2 separate regions of the Homo sapiens genome follow, and region 1 is linked to region 2. The links are chromatin loops, found by intact Hi-C in ENCODE. Cell type or tissue: Calu3. All regions are shown on one strand. Each heading gives the region's core, and the rest is flanking DNA. Links, peaks and the distances in the headings are about the cores only.

What was found. Peaks named below come from ENCODE experiments on the same cell type or tissue, not always from the same donor. Only the 100,000 strongest peaks of a DNase experiment are listed, where the experiment ranks them.
Region 1: it touches region 2 in a loop (2.1-fold over the local background); 2 of 110 quality-filtered maps call a loop at or near these places.

The regions. Positions count from the first base shown.
Region 1 is chr20:38,864,943-38,875,455 of GRCh38, forward strand. All of the region lies in intron 2 of PPP1R16B (protein phosphatase 1 regulatory subunit 16B), which reads left to right. It also overlaps the pseudogene RN7SL116P. Among named protein-coding and RNA genes, the nearest start is that of FAM83D, 56 kb to the right of the region's middle. RefSeq lists enhancers at 1,629-1,728, 5,529-6,099, 6,228-6,287, 6,308-6,397, 8,346-8,665 and 1 more. In Calu3, for the core only: no CTCF peak of the experiment used is centred there; DNase peaks (open chromatin) are centred at 5,949 and 7,279.
Region 2 is chr20:38,761,151-38,769,150 of GRCh38, forward strand. It overlaps ACTR5 (actin related protein 5), which reads left to right. Exons shown (of 9, transcript NM_024855.4): 6 at 4,252-4,368; 7 at 5,088-5,227; 8 at 6,314-6,446. It also overlaps the pseudogene RN7SKP173. Among named protein-coding and RNA genes, the nearest start is that of ACTR5, 17 kb to the left of the region's middle. In Calu3, for the core only: no CTCF peak of the experiment used is centred there; a DNase peak (open chromatin) is centred at 3,951.

The DNA.
Region 1 (10,513 bases), core at 2,415-10,414, 110 kb after region 2:
TCTGGCTGGGAAAACACCATTAAATGGGCTGGGTTGGCCTGGAATCATGCCGGTGGCCTCGGCCCTGGTTCTCTGGGGCTATCTGTCTCTTGGGCTCTGTCCCCTTAGCCAGGCTGGAATTCAGAATGGCCCGAGTTTCTGGTTTGGAGTATGAGGCAAATTCTACCCACGTCCAGGCCCAAGTGTTAGATGATCCTGGGGCCCCGGTTGAGGGAACTGGAAGGAGAAATAGAGGCTTCACTCTTCATACTCTGCCTCCTTGGGCCCATTGGTCAGTGTCCTGGCACACAGACCTCTGACTTGCACAGGGCACCTACCCTGTGCCATGTACACTGCTGCATTCTTTTTTTTTCTTTTTTTTTTTTGAGACGGAGTCTCACTCTGTCGCCCAGGCTGGAGTGCAGTGGCGCGATCTCGGCTCACTGCGAGCTCCGCCTCCCAGGTTCACGCCATTCTCCTGCCTCAGCCTTCCGAGTAGCTGGGACTACAGGTGCCCGCCACCACGGCCGGCTAATTTTTTTGTATTTTTAGTAGAAATGGGGTTTCACCGTGTTAGCCAGGATGGTCTCGATCTCCTGACCTTTGTGATCCGCCTGCCTCGGCCTCCTAAAGCACTGGGATTACAGGCGTGAGCCGCCGCGCCCGGCCTGCTGCATTCTTTAGATGCGTCACCTGGTACACCTTCCACTCACGTCCTGCACAGGTGGGCTCCACTTCACAGATGAGGAGACAGAGGTGCCGAGGGGTTGTCACTTACTGAATGTTCCCATGGCAGTAGGTGGCAGGGCCGGATTCCTATCTCCGGGTCTCCTGCTTCTGGTGTAATCCCAGCGGCCCCTGCAGAGCCTGCCTCTGTTTTGAGGGCACCACTCATCACCTTGGCTTTAAAAAGTTGAAAAGTGGCCAGGGGCGATGCCTCACACCTGTAATTCCAGCACTTTGAGAGGCCGAGTTGGGCGGATCATGAGGTCAGGAGTTCGAGACCAGCCTGGCCAACATGGTGAAACCCTGTCTCTACTAAAAATACAAAAATTAGCCAGACATGGTGGCGTGTGCCAGTAATCCCAGCTACTCAGGAGGCTGGGGCAGGAGAATTGCTTGAACCCTGGAAGGAGAGGTTGCAGTAAGGTGAGATCATGCCCCTGCACTCCAGCCTGGGCGACAGAGTGAGACTCTTGTCTCGGAGAAAAAAAAAATTAAAAATAAATAAATAAATAATAAAAATTCGAGAGGTTTGATTTCTGCTTCTGGTTTCAGAGGAAGGAAAATCACTTAGGCAATGGGCCCCTGGGGAACAGAATAGCTCCTAAATCCCGGGTGTGCTGTCCTCTGTGGGCTGAGTGTCTGTGCAGCGGGAAGAAGGGGCACCTCTGGGTTCTACCCCAGACTTGCTGCATGACCTTCAGCAACTGACTTGATTTCTCTGAGTCTCTTTCCCTCATCTGTAGAATGGGGCACAGTAACAGCCTCCTTTGCAATGTGGATGACACAGAATGCCCCGGAAGGTGCGTTGACACATGGTCAGCGTCCCGTAGCAGCTGCCTGTTATCTCGCCAGCACTCTTGTGGCTAGCCCTTCAGAAACGAACCCAAAGAAGGCCTGCTTGCTTTTTCTCACACCATGGATGTCTGGGGTGTGAGGCAAGGCACATCTTTTTCCCATGGAGGGGATACAGCCCGCCATGCAGGAGATGGCCTGGGATGGAGGGTGGGTCTCCTGGGCCTGGAGCTCAGCCTCTGTCTGGTGATGTCAGGAATCTGCACTGTGGAGCAGAGGCACCCTGCAGTGTGCAAAGTACTGGTGTTTTCTTTTAAATTGAGGTAAAACTCACAAAACACAAAATTAACCATTTAAAAGTGTACAATTTAGTGGCATTTAAGTACCTTCACAAAGCTGTACAGTCATCACCTCTGCTTAGTTCCAGAACATTTTCATTGTCCCAAAAGGAAACCCTGGACTCATTAGCAGTCACTCCCCAGTTTCCTCTTCCCCCTAGCCCCTGGCAGCCGCTAATCTACTTTCTGTCTCTATGGATTTATCTGTTCTGGATATTTCATATAATATGTGACTTTTCGTGTCTGGCTTCTTTCACTTGGCGTAATGTTTTTCGGGTTCATCCACGCTGTAGCATGTGTCAGTACATTATTCCTTTTACATCTGGATCATGTTACATTGTGTGGATAGACCCCCTGTCCCCCGCCAACCACACACACCCAGGCTGGAGTCACCCTAAGGTCCACCTCTGCAGTGATGGTTAAAGCGATGTCCCCAAAGGGCACTGTGGTCTTGGCTCCTTGATCTCACCAGCCATTCATGTCCAAACATCAGCCTGGTGCTGATGGGGACGAGGTGGGGAGTGATTCTGGGGGATGGGGATAGTTAAAGATCCACCAGGGACAGATGAGCTTCCTGTGTGGTCCAACTCAGGAGTCACCAGGGTCCATGGTTCAGATGCTGGGATCTGGAGCGAGACCATCTGGGCTCAAATCCTAGCTCTGTTGCCTATTGGGTGAACTTGGGCAAACCATTCAATCTCTCTGTGCCTCAGTTTTTCTTTTGGTTAAATAGAATAATAATACACTACCTACTTAAAAGGGTTGTACCAGAGCTAAATGAAGCCTTGCTTTAGCACAGTGCCTGGCACAGAGGAATATTTCCAAAATATGTTAGTTGTCCAAAATGTGTTAGCATTTCCAAAATGTGTTAGCTGTCAGCTCTTGTGATTCTTTGATTCTTTTTTTTCCCCCCGAGATGGAGTCTTGCTCTGTTGCCCAGGCTGGAGTGCCATGGTGTGAACTTGGCTCACTGCAACCTCCGCCTCCTGGGTTCAAGCAATTCTCCTACCTCAGCCTCCCGAGTAGCTGGGATTACAGGCGCCCGCCACCACGCCCAGCTAATTTTTGTATTTTTAGTAGAGACGGGGTTTCATCATGTTGGCCAGGCTGGCCTCAAACTCCCGACCTCAGGTGATCCGCCCATCTTGGCCTCCCTAAGTGCCAGGATTACAGGTGTGAGCCACCACACCTGGCCGTGATTCTTTGATTCTATCAGTTGGTGTTTCCCCCTAAAATTGCAGTCCTGTGAGTGTGCTGAGGCCGTGCCTGGGCACTATGCACCCTCATAGCATGGGTTGCCTTTTCTTACTGCTCCTCCCCTGGGCTGTTTTCCATCTATTTCAGGGCTTTCTTGTTACTGTGCATCACTGTGAGCTCCACAGAGCAAAGGCTCACTCTGGTTTGCTCAGCACAGTGTACACGCCGGGCACAGTCCCTCTGAACAACTGCATGCCCACACCACTCCTGCGTTTCACCTCAGGACCCCATGGCCCACCCCTGTGAGCTAAGCTCATGCCTTTTTACTTTGAGATAATTATAGATTTACATGCAGTTAAAAAAAATACAGAGAGATCCCTTCTGTTCTACACCCAGTTTACCCAAATGGTAAGTTTTTTTTTTTTTTGGAGACAGGGTCTCACTCTGTCACCCAGGCTGGAGTGCAGTGGCGTGATCTCAGCTCACTGCAATCTCTGTCTCCTGGGTTCAAGTGATTCTTCTGCCTCAGCCTCCTGAGTAGCTGGGATTACAGGCACATGCCACCTCGCCTGGCTAGTTTTTGTTTTTAGTACAGACGGGGTTTCACTATGTTGGTCAGGCTGGTCTTGAACTCCTGGCCTCAAGTGATCCTCCCGCCTCAGCCTCCCAAATGGTAACATTTTGCAAAACTAATATATGTTATCACAACCAGTAAATTGACATTGATACGGTTCACCAATTGGATCCAGATTTTGCCAGTTTTATATGCATTCATTTGTGTATGGATGTGTGTGTTTGGCTCTGTGAAATCTTTGATGGCAGGAGCAGATTTGTGTGACCAGCACTGCAGTCAAGAGGCAGAATTATGAAATACTGGTTACATGATAAAATTATAATATTTTGGACATATGGATTAGGTAAAATATATCATTAAAATATCACCTGTTTTTATTTTTTAAATGTTGTTAACAAAACATTTCAAATCACATATGTGGCCTATGTTATATTTCTCTAGGACACTGCCATCAGTCCAAAAAGTTCCCCTGTGTCCCTTCCCAGTCAATCCCCTACGCTCTTCCAGGCAGCTATTGTTCTGATGGTTTTTTTCCCCACTAAAGGCTATTTTTTTCCTTTTTGTCTTTTTTTTGAGGTGATATGCACATAAAAAATTAGCCATTTTATTTTTTTTTATTTATTTATTTTTGAGACAGTCTTGACGTGTCACCCAGGCTGAATGCGGGTGGCACGATCTTGGCTCACTGCAACCTCCACCTCCTGGGTTCAAGTGATTCTCGTGCCTCAGCCTCCCGAGTAGCTGGAATTACAGGCGTGCACCACCATGCCCAGCTAATTTTTGTATTTTTAGTAGAGATGGAATCTCACCATGTTGGTCAAACTGGTCTCGAACTCCTGACCTCAGGTGATCCACCCACCTCAGCCTCCCAAAGTGTTGGGATTACAGGCGTGAGCCACCGCGCCTGGCCTATTTTTAACTTTTTGGAGAACTGCCAAACTGTTTTCCACAGTAGCTACGCACCATTTTATATCCTCACCAGCAGTGTACAAGGGTTCCAGTTTCTCCACATGCTTATCAACACTTGTTATTGTCTGTTTTTAAAGAAATTATAGTCATTTTAGTGGGTGTGAAGTATATTGTTAGTTTGCTTTTTCTGGAAAGTCATGCAAGTGGAATCACATAGTATGGACCCTGTGTGAGCCTTCATTTGCTCAACTTATATGCGAAGATTTTTTAGATGTGTGGTTTGAGGGCCTGGAAAGTCATGTCCTGGCCTATGGAATATATTAAAGGGGAAGATAGGATTCCTTAAGGCAAAAGTGGCAGTTCATTAACCCCCTCCCCTGCAAATCCCTGCCCCACCCCCATCCCGCTGCCACATAAAGATGGACCTGTCTGCCTGCCTTCACTGCAGAGCAAAAATTTTATTTATTTATTTTTTTTTTTTTTTAAGACACGGTCTCTCTCTGTCGCCCAGGCTGGAACACAGTGACGCGATCCCAGCTCACTGCAACCTCCACCTCCTGGGTTCAAGCAATTCTCCTTCCTCAGCCTCCTGAGTAGCTGGGATTACAGGTGCCCACCAACATGCCTGACTAATTTTTGTATTTTTAGTAGAGATGGGGTCTCACCATGTTGGCCAGGCTGGTCTTGAATTCCTGACCTCAAGTGATTCACCTCAAGTGATCCACCCGCCTTGGCCTCCCAAAGTGCTGGGATTACAGGTGTGAGCAACCACGCCCGGCCTGCAGAGCAAAAATTTATTGAGCACCTGTGGTGTGCCAGGACTCATTTATAAGTAAATAGAAAAGGTCCCTGTCCTTGTAGGGTTTATAAACTATAGGGGGAAACTACAAGTCCACATACACATAACCTACCATTTAAAAGTCTGACTAAATGCTGTGAAGGAGTAAGCAAGGTGCTTTGATAGGGAACAGAGGGACAGTGTGTGTATAGGAAGGCCAGTCAGGTGGGTCCCTCTGAGGAGGTGACACTTAAGAGACCTGAAGGATGAGAACTGAGCCAGCCATGCAGAAGGATGGGGAGGCTGGGCTAGAGGAGAGTGTTCTAGGCAGAACAAAATAGCACAAGCAGGGGCCCTGGGGCAGTGAAAGCCTCTGGTGGTTCAGTGCAAAGTTAGGAAGGTGTGAAACAGTGGGAAGGGAAGGGACAGGGATGCTCCTGCTGGCTGATGGCCCATACTGTAGGGGCCACAACTTTGTCTTAGCTGCAAGCAGGACCGGAGACATGAAGGGCCAGACTCTGGGCCAATTTCCTTGCTGCGTTCTCAGCTCCAAGAGGCAGCTCGGCTGGGATATTGTGGCTCATTCTAGTGTCTTGCAGCCTCTCAAACTGGAGGGCTGGAGGGTTGGGGCGTGGTTAGTGGCAGCTGTGACGGAGACTTATCAGGAAGCAGGCATGTAATTCCTGCAGTGATTCACACCCAGTCCCCAGTTTACTGCAGTCCTGCAGTGATTCACACCTGGGCCCCAGTTTACCGCAGCTGCACCTTTAAACAGGGCTCGGATGCCTGCATCTCCCTGACCCGTGTGTACCCTCATCATCCCAGGACCTCGGAGGTGTGGGTGAGGCAGCACATAGCTCAGCCTGGTGCCCTCCTCTCACTAGAGAGCTTGACCCTAAAGCCGCAAGCTCAAGCCCACGCCCTGGCCAACCTCCTGGAGCTTTGAGAACAAGGTGTCCTGTACACAGAGTCCTGGCCCCAGTACCTGAGCGCACATGAACCCCGTATGCAAGAAGAAAACTGACCCCAGCCCCATGTTACATAAGAACATCTTTGGAATTTGGCTCCTTTTGAAATGAAATGGGAAACCTGCACTCAAACAAGCAGGTATGGGGAATTCAATAGGAGGCAAATGCCCTCAGGGTCACCTCTGGGCCAGTATGCATTCTGAGGATTGGTTTATTCATTCAGCAAACATTGTGGACACCTGCTTTGTGCCAAGCTTCATGGAGGGATACAAGAACAGATGTTCAATCAATGTCTGTGGGAAGAAGGAGAGAGAAGGGGGATGAAAGGGAAGGATTGAGAAGGAGGAGTGTAGGGAGGTAGAGAGTAAGGAAGAGAGGAACGAAGGGAGGGAGGGAGGGAGGGAAGGAAGGAGGGAGGGAAGGAAGGAAGGAGGGAGGCAAAGAAAGGGGAAGGGAGGGAGGGAGGGAAGGAAGGAGGGAGGGAGGGAAAGAAAGGGGAAGGAACAGAGGGAGGGACGGAGGGAAGATAAATGGGCAGAGATACCCTCACAGAGCTCATCGTCATGTGACTGTGGGTGCAGGTGTGCCCATGGTAATGTAACTAAGTATTTACAATCTAGCTCAGCTCTGATCAATGGAAAAATAATGTAAGCCACATATGTAATTTTAAATGTTCTAATAGTTCCAGTAAAGCAGGCAAGGAACAGGTGAAATTAATTTGAATAATTATTTAACTCAACATTATTTCAATATGTATTTAGTATAAAAATATTAATGGGTATGTTACATATCTTTTTCACACTAAATCTTCAAGGTCACCCCTAGCACGTCTCAATCTGGATTATGCACATTTCAAGTGCTCCCCAGCCCTGGACACCGTGGAGGGTGGCAGGCACTCTGACTGAGGTGCACAGAGCCTGCTGAGGGCACTTAAGTCAGAGTCAAGGAAGACTTCACCGGGTGGTGCCTTCAGTCATTTAATCATTTGCTCACTTACTGTTCACCTAATGTTTATTGAATGCCTCCTGCACTGGGTGTGACGGCTGGGCAGAGACTCTGCTTGGAGGAAGGAGGGAAGGGCATTCCAGACTAGGGAAGCAGATTGCAAGCTCTGAGAGGGCAGACTGGCGTCTGTCTGGTTCACTGCTGTAGCCCTGCACCTGGTGCAGAGTTGGTGCCTGGCGAACATTTGCGGAGCGGGAAAGGAGGGAGAGAGGAGTTGGGCATTTCTAGAGCGCAGGAGGCAGAGAAGACTGGTTAGAGAGGAAGCTGGAGACACCATTCTCAAACTTGACAGTGCACTGGAATCACTGGCAGGGTTTGTTAAAGCGTAGATTGTTAGACACCCCCCTCCTGCAGGGTTCCTGATCCAGCAGGGCTGGGGTAGGGCCACCGGATTTGCATTGCCAGCAAATTCCCAGGTGCTGCTGCTGCTGCTGGTCCAGGGATCACTGAGAACCACTGGGCTAGACCACGAACCCTGTGAAGGCAGAGAGGAGCCAGGAGAGGTTTCTGAGAAGGAGAGAGGGGAGCACTTAGGTTTGTGATTTAGAAAACTGTGGGTGTGCGGCACGGTGGCGCATGCCCGTAGTCCCAGCTACTCGGTAGGCTGAAGCAGGAGGATCACTTGGGTCTGGGAGATCTGGGCTGTAGTGCGCTATGCTGATCGGGTGTCGGCACTAAGTTTGGCATTAATATGGTGACCTCCCGGGAGCGGAGGACCATCAGGGTGCCTAAGGAGGGATGAAGTGGCCCAGGTCGGAAACAGAGCAGGTCAAAACTCCCCTGCTGATCAGAAAACTGTGCATGGCTGCTGAGGACAGGGGTTTCCACCTCCGTCCCACCTCTCCTGCCAGGGCAGTGGCACCCTTAGCTCAGGAGGGTGCGTCAGGACCCAGTTCCATCCTCACACGGTGGGGAAGCCTGGGCTGTGCTCCCAGAACAAGAAACAGACCTGGGTGATGAGTGACAAATGTGGACGGTTCTCTGCACTGTGGGTGGAAATAGAAACCCTTAGTCAGCTGTGGGGTTCAGCAAAGAATTTCCCTGGTTAACGGAAACTTGACTGGCTGTGGGTGAGGGGGAGGTTGGGTTCTGAGACGTCTGGGAGGCCTGGGCTCTTCGGTTCTCGTGGTGCCCAGCTCAGCGTGATGCCTTCAGGTTTGAGACCACTTCCTCCTGTTGAGCCTCTTCTCTGGGGGCACTCATTATGTATGCTGCGTAACAAATCACCCCAAAAGGTGTTAAGTGAAAGTAACAACAGATGTCTGTGTTCTCACAGTTTCTGTGAGTCAGGAACCCGGGGTCGCTGGGTGGTTTGGGCTCAGGGTCTCTCAGGAGGCTGTCGTCAATATGTGGGCCAAGGCCTGACTGGGTTAGGGGATCTGATTCTAAGATGGCGCTCACACGCTGTTGGCAGGAGGCCTCACTCCCTCACTGGTGGTCTTTTCACAGGACTGCTAAGTCCACACTATGACAGCTGGCTTTCCCAGAACAGGTGATCCAAGGGGCAAGACAGAAGCTGAAACATCTTTTTTTTGTTTTTTTTTTTTTGAGATGGAGTCTCACTCTGTTGCCCAGGCTGGCGTGATCTCAGCTCACTGCAACCTCTGCCTCCTGGGTTCAACCGATTCTCCTACCTCAGCCTCCCAGGTAGCTGGGATTACAGGCATGTGCCACCACACTCGGCTAATTTTTGTATTTTTAGTAGAGACAGGGTTTCACCATGTTGGCCAGGATGGTCTCAAACTCCTAACCTCAGGTTATCTGCCCGCCTCGGCCTCCCAAAGTTCTGGGATTACAGGCATGAGCCACCGTGCCTGGCCAGCTGAAACATCTTTTATGACCCAGACTCACAAGGCACACTCCATCCTATTGGTGACACATTAGCCCTGTTCACTGGGGGAGGGAACTGGACAAGAAGGTGAATCCTAGGAGGCTGGGGTACTTGGGTGGCATCTTGGAGACTGACCACAATGCCCAAACTGCCCTTTGGCCTTATCTTGTAGTCAGTCCACAGATCTCCAAAGATAACTGTATCTGGTGCTGCTATTTGTTGTCTTGGAGCTTGAAGACTGGGCCCTACATTCCTGAGGGGTGCCTGCTGGAGCCAGGAGGTGGGGTAGGGGAGAGCCAGCTAGTAGCTAAACACTTTACTCATTCCAGACACTATGGTCAGCACTTTATAATCTAATTCTCAGACAACCTTATGAGATTATAGTCCCCATTCTACAGATGGGGAAACTGAGGCTCAGATAGAGGAGATGACACATCTGAGATCAAACCACTGGGAAATGGTGGGGTCTGAATTCTGAACCACTACACGTGTGTCTTCATACCAGGTGCAATGCTTAGGTAGACTGCATATTCCCCAACAGTGTGCTTTGATGGCTTCTCTCCAGGGTGGAAGTGGTTGGAGCAAAGGTCAGACTGGCCCTTTCATCCCTTGGGCTCAGAGCCTGGCACTAGGCTTGCTGGCAGAAGAGGAAACAGGAAGGCTTTGGGCTGCATGCAGATCCCCAACTCTTAAAACCTGGGGTCAAGTTTGGCTCTCTCATACATTCTCATGGTGGAGCAAGCATGGGTCAAGTGTGGGGGTATTGGAGCCTCTTACCAGCTGAGTAGATTGGGGCAAGTTAATTAAACTCACTGTGCCTCAGTATCCCCAACTGTAAAATAGGAGCTCATTAGAGCCTGCCTCACATTTGCCTTGGGCTGTTGTAAGCATTAAATGAGATCATTTCCTACACATGCTAGACTCAGGGCTGGGCAACAGCAAGTGCTCAGTAAACATGAGCTCTTCTTATCGCAGGCTTGTTAGATGCTGATATGCATCTGCTGTCTGTTCCCACATCTGGCTGAGCTGTGAGGATACGAGGGTTGAAGACCATGGCATTTTTGTCTATTGCTGGGAGCATCAGCAAATGATCCATCCTGCAGGTCCGAGAGCTCAGGACATTTTCAGCAAATGGCTCCCAAGTCCCATACATCACTCTACCTACATCCTGTCCTGGTCCTCTCTGAGCCAGGAACAGAGGGTTCCAGAAGCCCTGGAAAACTTGCAGCTTGCTCCCCTCCGGGCCCAGCCAGCTACTCTCTAGCTGTTCCTGTCTGATAAGAGAGTGGATTTTTCCATTTCCTGCAGCAGAAATGCTCCTGTTTCCTCTCTGCCCACCCAGCTGCCCTGGTTTCTGCTGCTGCACGGGCAGAAGATGGGTATCTGGAAGTCACAGGAGATTGTGCAGCATGCAGG
Region 2 (8,000 bases), core at 1-8,000:
GCCTCAAGCAAGCCTCCCACCTTGCCTTTCAAAGTGCAGGGATTACAGGCATGAGTCACCGTGCCTGGCCCTGAGCTCCTTATCTTTAAAATTGTTGTAGGACATCAGGTGGAGCTTTTCAGCACTCTGTGGGACATCAGGTGGAGCTATGGGAGGACAGAATCAAATGGGGAGGAAGAAAAGAAAAATTCCTGGAGAATGCCACCACTTGAAAGTTAGGTGACAGAAGAAAAGCCAGGACGAAGATTGAGCAGGAGCAGTAAGAGATAAAGGAAGCCAAAAGGGTTGATGGGAGAGTTAAAAGCTTGAATGGTCAGCTTAACCTAGGATGAGAATTATTTTTTGAAACAAGGAAAGCTTGAAAGGATAAGAAAATAGGATGTGAGGGTGATCTGGCTGCGATATCTGTCACCCCATTGATTGCCAGGGTTGATTCGGCTGATCTGGCTGGCTAAGCTGGTGTCTTTCTGTCCTCACCACTTCGTGTGTGTCTCTCCCAAAGCTGCATGCTTGGTCGAAGAGGACGACCATCCCCAATAGAGGAGGACTGATCTTCCGTCAAGAGTATACGAGTAGCTGCGCTCCCCTGCTAGAACCTCCAAACAAGCGCTCAAGGACATGAAAATAGATAAGGAAGTAGAATGAAGAATAAAGAGGGAAGTTCATTTTTTGAGGCAACTAAGATGATCTTTTAAGATTTCCAGGGTTGAGATTAGAAAGGAGACTGTGGAGAAGGGTGTTGGGAAAGGGCAGGCAGAAGGAAGCTGAGAAGTAACCACAGGATTGCCTAAATAGCACCTGGGACTTTCTGCACTCCTGCCCCCCTGGAGCATATTTAACTTTTCTATTGCTACAAAAACCATTCCAAACTTAGCAGCATAAAACAGCAACCATTTTATTGTGCTCATGGGTTTGGTGGGTGAGGAATTGAGAGAGGCTACAGGGATCTCTGCTTCAAGTTGCCTGGAGCCACTGCTGGGAAGAATTAAATAGTTGGGGACTGGAATCAGCTGGAGGGTTTTTTACTTACCTGTCTGGTATCTGGGCTGGGAGGACTCAAGGTCTGGGTTCATGGGGGACTCTTGACCCAGGCACCCACATATGGCCTCTTGGTGTGCCTTGGGCTCCTCCCAGTGTGGCCACTGGTTTCCAAGAGGGAGCTTCCCAAGAGAGCAGCTAGAGAGTGAATGTTTCAAAAGATGAAAGCATAAGCTGCATGACCTTTCAGGACCTTACCTTAGAAGTCACATGACATCATTTGCACCATACTTTGTTGGTTGTAGTCCTCACAGTCCCCCACTGAGACTCAAGGGGAGGAAACAAAGACCCTCCACCTCTGTTTGGGGAGTGTCAAGGTCACATTACAGAAAAGTGTGTGGGATAGAAGTCACTGTTGTGACCTTCTTTTAAAAATATAATCTGCTCCGGAGCCCAAGTGGAAAGAGTACTGGGAGGCATCCTTTAGACTGCAGGCTTACTGGTTGGGTGTAACAGAAGCAGATAGAGTTGGTGGAGGGATGACGGCAAAAGTGATTGGATTCCAGGCTGGGTAGAGAAGGGCATGTGAATCCACAGGAAAGGTCATCACTTGGATTGAGGGAGGCTGGAGTGGAGGTTAGGATGAAGATGAAGAATAGGGTAAAAATGTGGGATGTAGAGAGGAAGGACTCCAGTGGAGCCCAGTGCTTGCTTTCACCTGTTACTTGGGGAATCACAGGTTACAGGTTTTGTCTGTAGTTATTTTAAATACACAGATGACATCTTTGTCTTCAACCCAGTAATACAACAGAATTATTTAAGGGACCAAATTGAGTGTGTGTTTAAAAGGGAAGAGGGAAGCGTTGTTCGTTTCTCACCCGACGCTGCCCTAAGTTCACGTCCCACTTTTACATAGATGGAGAAGCAGCTCAGAGTGTACTGTTTCCAGCTCTAGTACTGTGACCTTTAATATACCTTTGGTTGCCATTCCGAGCTGGATCAGTGTGACTCCAGAGCCTGACCACCTTCTGTTATGTCACACTGCCTCCTGGTTCCTGGTTCCCCCAGATGACAAACCACCAAATGAAAAAGAACTTTGATGATTAATTTCCATTCCTCCCCTGGAACCCCTTTGGGGTCATTCCTGAAGAGCTGGGTTTGGTGCCAAGCCAGAATAGGCACAGACACTCCCATGGTAGGGCTCCTTTCTTGTGAGGGAAGCTGAGAGTCTTCCAGATCACAAACTGCAGATGGCAAGGGGAATGTTCCTTTACTCCCTCTCTGCTGTCCCTGCTGGGACAGAGGAGCCTGTCATTGCCTCAGCTGGTCTTGCTGCTGCATGTAAAATCTTTCATTCATCTCTTGTATTACCTACTCTGACCTCAGGCTAGATTGTTTTCATGTTCCTAAAGCCCCAATTGTCTTATCCTTAGCCTCATGATTTATAGAACTCCAGCTTAAGGCAGAACAAAGACTTTGGAACTGAGCAGTTCTGCCTCTTCCCACATGTCCACTGCCTACTAGTGTGATGTGATCTTGGGCAAGTTACTTCACCTCTCTGAGCCATAGCATCCTCACCCATCAAATACAGTAATGTCTGCAGTGAGGGTTGTGCAGATAGCAGGTGTCCCTCCCCTCTTTGTCTGATTCAGTATTGGCAGGGACAGCTTTTGCTTCCTTCCCTGAGAGCAAGGTTCTTTAGATTCGTGTCACCCAACCCATCTTCCTCCTCCTCAGATTACCTCTATAAACCAGCCCCCTCATCCTGTGCACAAGTCTCACATGAAGAAACATTCACTTTCCTTTCCAGGGTTTATCCTCAAGCCTGGAAAATCCCCCTCAAATACTGTAGAATCATCTATACTGAACAGAATTTAGAGTACATTGTCACCCATCTTGCATGCCATATTTGCCACATGACTTTTGGTGTGTGAATGTGTGTGGGGTATTGAGGGGTATTGCCTTATTTTAATGCTAGTTTACATTTGCAGTATATATGAGTAGGTTCTAGAGAAGTATATTTAAGTCCTCTGAATTATGTTGGTGATTTACATACTTCATAAATTCCGAGAGTAAGGAGAGACTCAGAATGCATACTCAATGGCGCAGTCTCCTCTCAAGCATACTTGGCTTTGGTTACACTCTGCTTGAACCCTCCCAAGACACTACCTCATAAGACAGTCCATTCTGCAGCAGCTGTCATTGTTACAGCATTCTTCCTTGGGATGCAACTAAATATTTCTACCCAGAACTTCTCTCCATTGAGTCTAATGACAGATGGCTAAAGATGTCTTTCAGAACCACCACCATCCCCAACTTATTTTGTACAGTTTAAAATTAAAAGCACCCTAACTTCTCTTTTGGAAATGGTGCCAGCATGTCTAGACCCCTTCCAGGTTCATTGTGGTCATAGAGGGAACTTGTTCTGCAGGACTCCACAGATAGCAAGCACTCTGCTACCTTGGAGCCTCTAGTCGCATTCCCAGCCCAGTGGGACCTGCTATTAAGGGACTGATTGTTGAGCTCATTAGCGTTGGCACATACATTTATTTATATTTCTGAGGCAGAGTCTTGCTCTTTCACCCAGGCTGGATTACAGTGGCATGATCATGGCTCACTGTAGCCTCAACCTCCCAGGCTCAAGTGATCCTCGACCTCAGCTTCCCAAGTAGCTGGGGCTGTAGGTGCTCACCACCACGCCCAGCTAATGTTTGTATTTTTTGTAGAGACAAGGTTTCACTCTGTTGCCCACGCTGGTCTCAAACTCCTGGGCTCAAGGAGCCCACTTGCCTCTGCCTCCCAAAGTGCAGAGGGATTACAGGCGTGAGCCACTGCTCCCTGGCCAGCAGATGTATTTATTAATTATTAAAAGATTGCTTTAACTTTGCTGGTAGTCTAGCTGCCTTGTAGGATAGCAGCTGTCACACCCTTCTCTTAGAGTTGCGTGTGTGGTGGTGTGACTCATGCAAGCAGCAAGTCTTCCACGGGGCCCAGCCATGAGCTGGCACCATCAGAAGGCTTTAGAGAAGGCGGGGGTTGGTGAGGCTTGTATAAAGTAGGAAAGGTAGGAGATCAAAGCAAAGCCCGTTCCTGGCTTTTTAGTCTTCGTGTTCATGTGTGCTTTTTTAAAAATAGCTTAGAAAAATTTTCATAGTTTTTATGTAAGGTTTTAGAACATTGGGCAAGATCCCAGTTCTTTTTTGTGGCACTAAAATGATAGAACTGAGGCCTGCTGAAGGTACAGGTTCTGTTTCATTTTGCTCCTTCTCTTAGACCCCTGACCTGGAGCAGCTGGAGCCGTCTTTGGAAGATGTGGAAAGCATGAATGATTTTGATCCCTTGTTTTCAGAGGAAACACCTGGAGTGGAGAAGCCGGTCACCACTGTTCAGGTTTGACTTCTACAGCCCAGAACATGCTTATTCTTTGAAGGTGTTGACCTAAATGGCTGGGCTAGTCTGTTTCTTTAGGACTTAAAACTGTTATGTTTTTTAGAAAATTGGGTACCAATACTTAAAACATCTGAAATCAGGGATTTTTTTCCCCCGGTGATTGATCGATTGGTTCTAGTACCAAGATCTGTGAATCTCTGAGAAACAGTCCACCCGGCAGAAACATTTGGTAAAGTAATTGGGAACTTGAGATCTGAATACTGGCTTGTAATAGTTTCATTTACATTTAAGCCAATGCCAGTACACATAATCCTCTTTGGAATCTATGTTTCTGTCATTACAATGCCAACCAGATAAACTGTCCTGAGTCTGAGACCCACCTGGGAGAGAGCTTCCTTGCCGTGCAGGGATAGGGCACTAAGCAAGGCACTGAGCAGGAGACTTGTCCTCTAGACTCGGCCTTTTACTGCTGCTCTCCACAAAGCCTCTCCCTGCAACTCGGGGACCATTTCATGATGGAAACATGTACATGTTTATAATACACAGGTTGGAAGAAGGTAGGAAATTGAATTAGCAGGTCAAGAGAGTTGGGAGAAGCTATACTGGCATTAACAAGGGACAGAAACTATTGGGATTAAGAAACGCAGTTTGAGGAAACTAGCAACTGGAATGTTTGTCATTTGGCCTAAAAATATCTTTTAAACCTTGGGTTTTTAAAGCCCGTGTTTAACTTGGCAGCATATCATCAGCTATTTGTTGGGACAGAAAGAATTCGAGCTCCAGAGATTATTTTCCAGCCATCTCTCATAGGAGAAGAACAGGCTGGGATTGCAGAGACTCTTCAGTACATTCTGGACAGGTGAGACAGCGAATCTGCTTTTCCTTCTATCTTCCTGAACCATTTCCTTGGATTTTGCATTGAATGGTAGATTTGATGGTCAGGCACTTGAAAATGCATCTCACTCTCTTCTTTTCATTGACTTGCTGTGCTCAGATAGTATTCCCTTCATCTCTTATCACCAGGCCTGGCACGTAACTGGGGCTCTGTAGTTGTTTTCTGAACCTGTAAATGCTGGGTTGACTGAGTAGCTTTAAGAGTGTCTTTTAAGTTTGAACAACCCGATAACATGTACACTGGTTTCCATGTAAACCTTCACATTATTAAAGACTAGTGATTTTAAATCACCCTAAAAATATTGCAGAGCTAATAAAATTTTTTTCCCCTCCTTGCAGGCATTTTACTTATTTAAGAGTTACATTTCCATAAGAATCCAGGTGTTTTACCCATTTATGCGGGCATTTTCCTGCAGTGTGAATTTGATAATTCAAGTTGGGCAAGTAGAGAATGGAATTTTGTAGGACTCTGGCTGCTGTTGGTCATAACGGCAGGGAAACTTGTACCTAGCAAGGAAGAAAAAGCTGTTGCTGCTACTTTGTTTGAGTGGCTTTGAGCTTTGTCTTGACAGTGGTTGGAAAGTGATCAAACATGTCTTAGATAAAGCTGTTATTAAAAAAGATAAAAAGAAAGCACAGGTCGATAGATGGGCCCTCAAAAGGGAGGCATGGCTTTTGGGGATAATGGAAATGTTTTGTGTCTTAATTGTAGTGATGGTTACTGGAATGTATAAATTAGTTAGACTTTATCAAAATGTATGTAAATTTATCCTCAAGTTTATTTTTTAAATGTATTATAAAAGTATAAAAATTCTAATCATGTTAAGGAAATAAGTTGACCATTCAGATTACGGTTTTGTCTGGCTGTTTGGAAACATTGGGCTGGCGTTTTGTAGAGACACAAATGAAAAATGAAAGTTTTGATTTTTTTTTTTTTTAGCTTTTTGTGTAGAAGTTTTTCTGTTTTGTACTGAGAGCTTACATTTCTGCATCCACATTTCGTTCTGATATTTGAGTTAAGGGACTATATTAGGAGTTGTTTCTTTCCTAGGTACCCAAAGGACATTCAGGAAATGCTGGTTCAGAACGTTTTCCTCACTGGCGGCAACACGATGTATCCTGGCATGAAAGCCAGAATGGAGAAGGAACTGTTGGAGATGAGACCCTTCCGGTCTTCTTTTCAGGTACTGATTGTTCGAGTAGTCAATTATTTTGAAAATAGCATTACCTGTTTTCTGATTGCAAAAGTAATAATCATGCAGAAATATCCACTGTTAACATTTTTGTGGCTTTTCTTCTGGTCTTAAGTCCATGCTTAATTTTTAAAGCAAAATGGGAATCATGTTTTATATACTGTTTTGTGGTTTCTTTAAATTGGAAGATGAAGACATGCGTAGAATTCTAAGAGTGTGAAAGAGTGTACATCAAAAATAAGTCATTCTCCTACCCAGTCCGGGCCCCTGTAGACATTGTGGGGCATGGGATACATTGGAGCGTTCCAGACAGAAGGACTAGCATGAGCAAGGGCACAGGGGCCAGAAGCTTGTTGAGGGAGTGAGAAGTGGCTGAGTGTTGCTGGAGCACATGGCTGATAAAGAGGAGAGGAGGTGGGTAACGTAGAGAGGTCAGCAGAGCCCACACTGCAGAGCCTGTGCATCCTGCTAAGAAGCTTGGCCTTGGTCTGCTCTGCTTTGCTGCATGATGTCGTGTACATTCAGGGGGGCGTCTCTGGGCTTTGGTGCTGACTCCATCATCACCATTACTGAATTGTGCTAAGCTTTGGCTGTCTCAGTGGTAGGAAGGGGGTAATCGGTACCTGTTGCTGGGATTCAGTGTACTGGTGCCTGTCAAGCGCCCGACAGTGGGCCTGCATGTAATAAACTCTCAGACATGAGCTGTTGTGTTGAGGGTCCCTAAGACCATTCCAGGCAGGATGATTCTCTGGGAGGATTCACAGGACTCAGCTTGTAATCCTACTTACAGCTGTGACTTACTACAGCAACTCAGCAGAGAGACAAGGTGCCCGGGGTGAAATCTGGGAGCAACCAGGTGTAAGCATCCGAGGCCTCTCCCTGTGGAGTCACACAAGACATAATTTCCCCAGCAGTGCCTTGTAAAAGCACATTAAGTGTTGCCAACCAGGGAAGCTTGTAGGAGACGCAGTGTCTAGGGTTTTTATTTGGGGGCTGATCACATAGGCACCCCCTGCTTGGAGCATACCCAAATTCCAGGCTCACAGAAGGGAAGCACGTGTTTGGCATAAACCACATTATTTGTGTGAATGGGCTTATTGAGCCATTCTTATCAGGTGGTGGTAGGAACCCTCCCAATATCCAAGTTCCCAGATGCCTACCAAGGCCCCACCCTTGTAAGTATGCCTTTCTAAGGTAACAGTAGGGTGGTCCTGTTAACTCTTTTCTGCACAGCTCTTATTTTTAGGCCATAGTGATGAACCATGAAGGAGTCTAAGCAGGGAATGTGATCTGATTTACATTTAGTAAGATATATTTGACACTGTTGTGCAAAATAGAGTATTAAGAGAAATATTGGAAGCAGACCAGTTAGGAGGCAGCTTCCCAGCCTCTAGGAGGAAGTCCTCACTCCACTCACCAGGATTTACAGGGTCTCTTGTGTTCTGACCTTAAGAACTGTCCAGGGTTCTCTCATCATTCCCCCTTCCACCCGCTCGTCAGCCACAGCTAACCACTATTAGTTTTCCAGAGTTTTCCTGCCTCAGG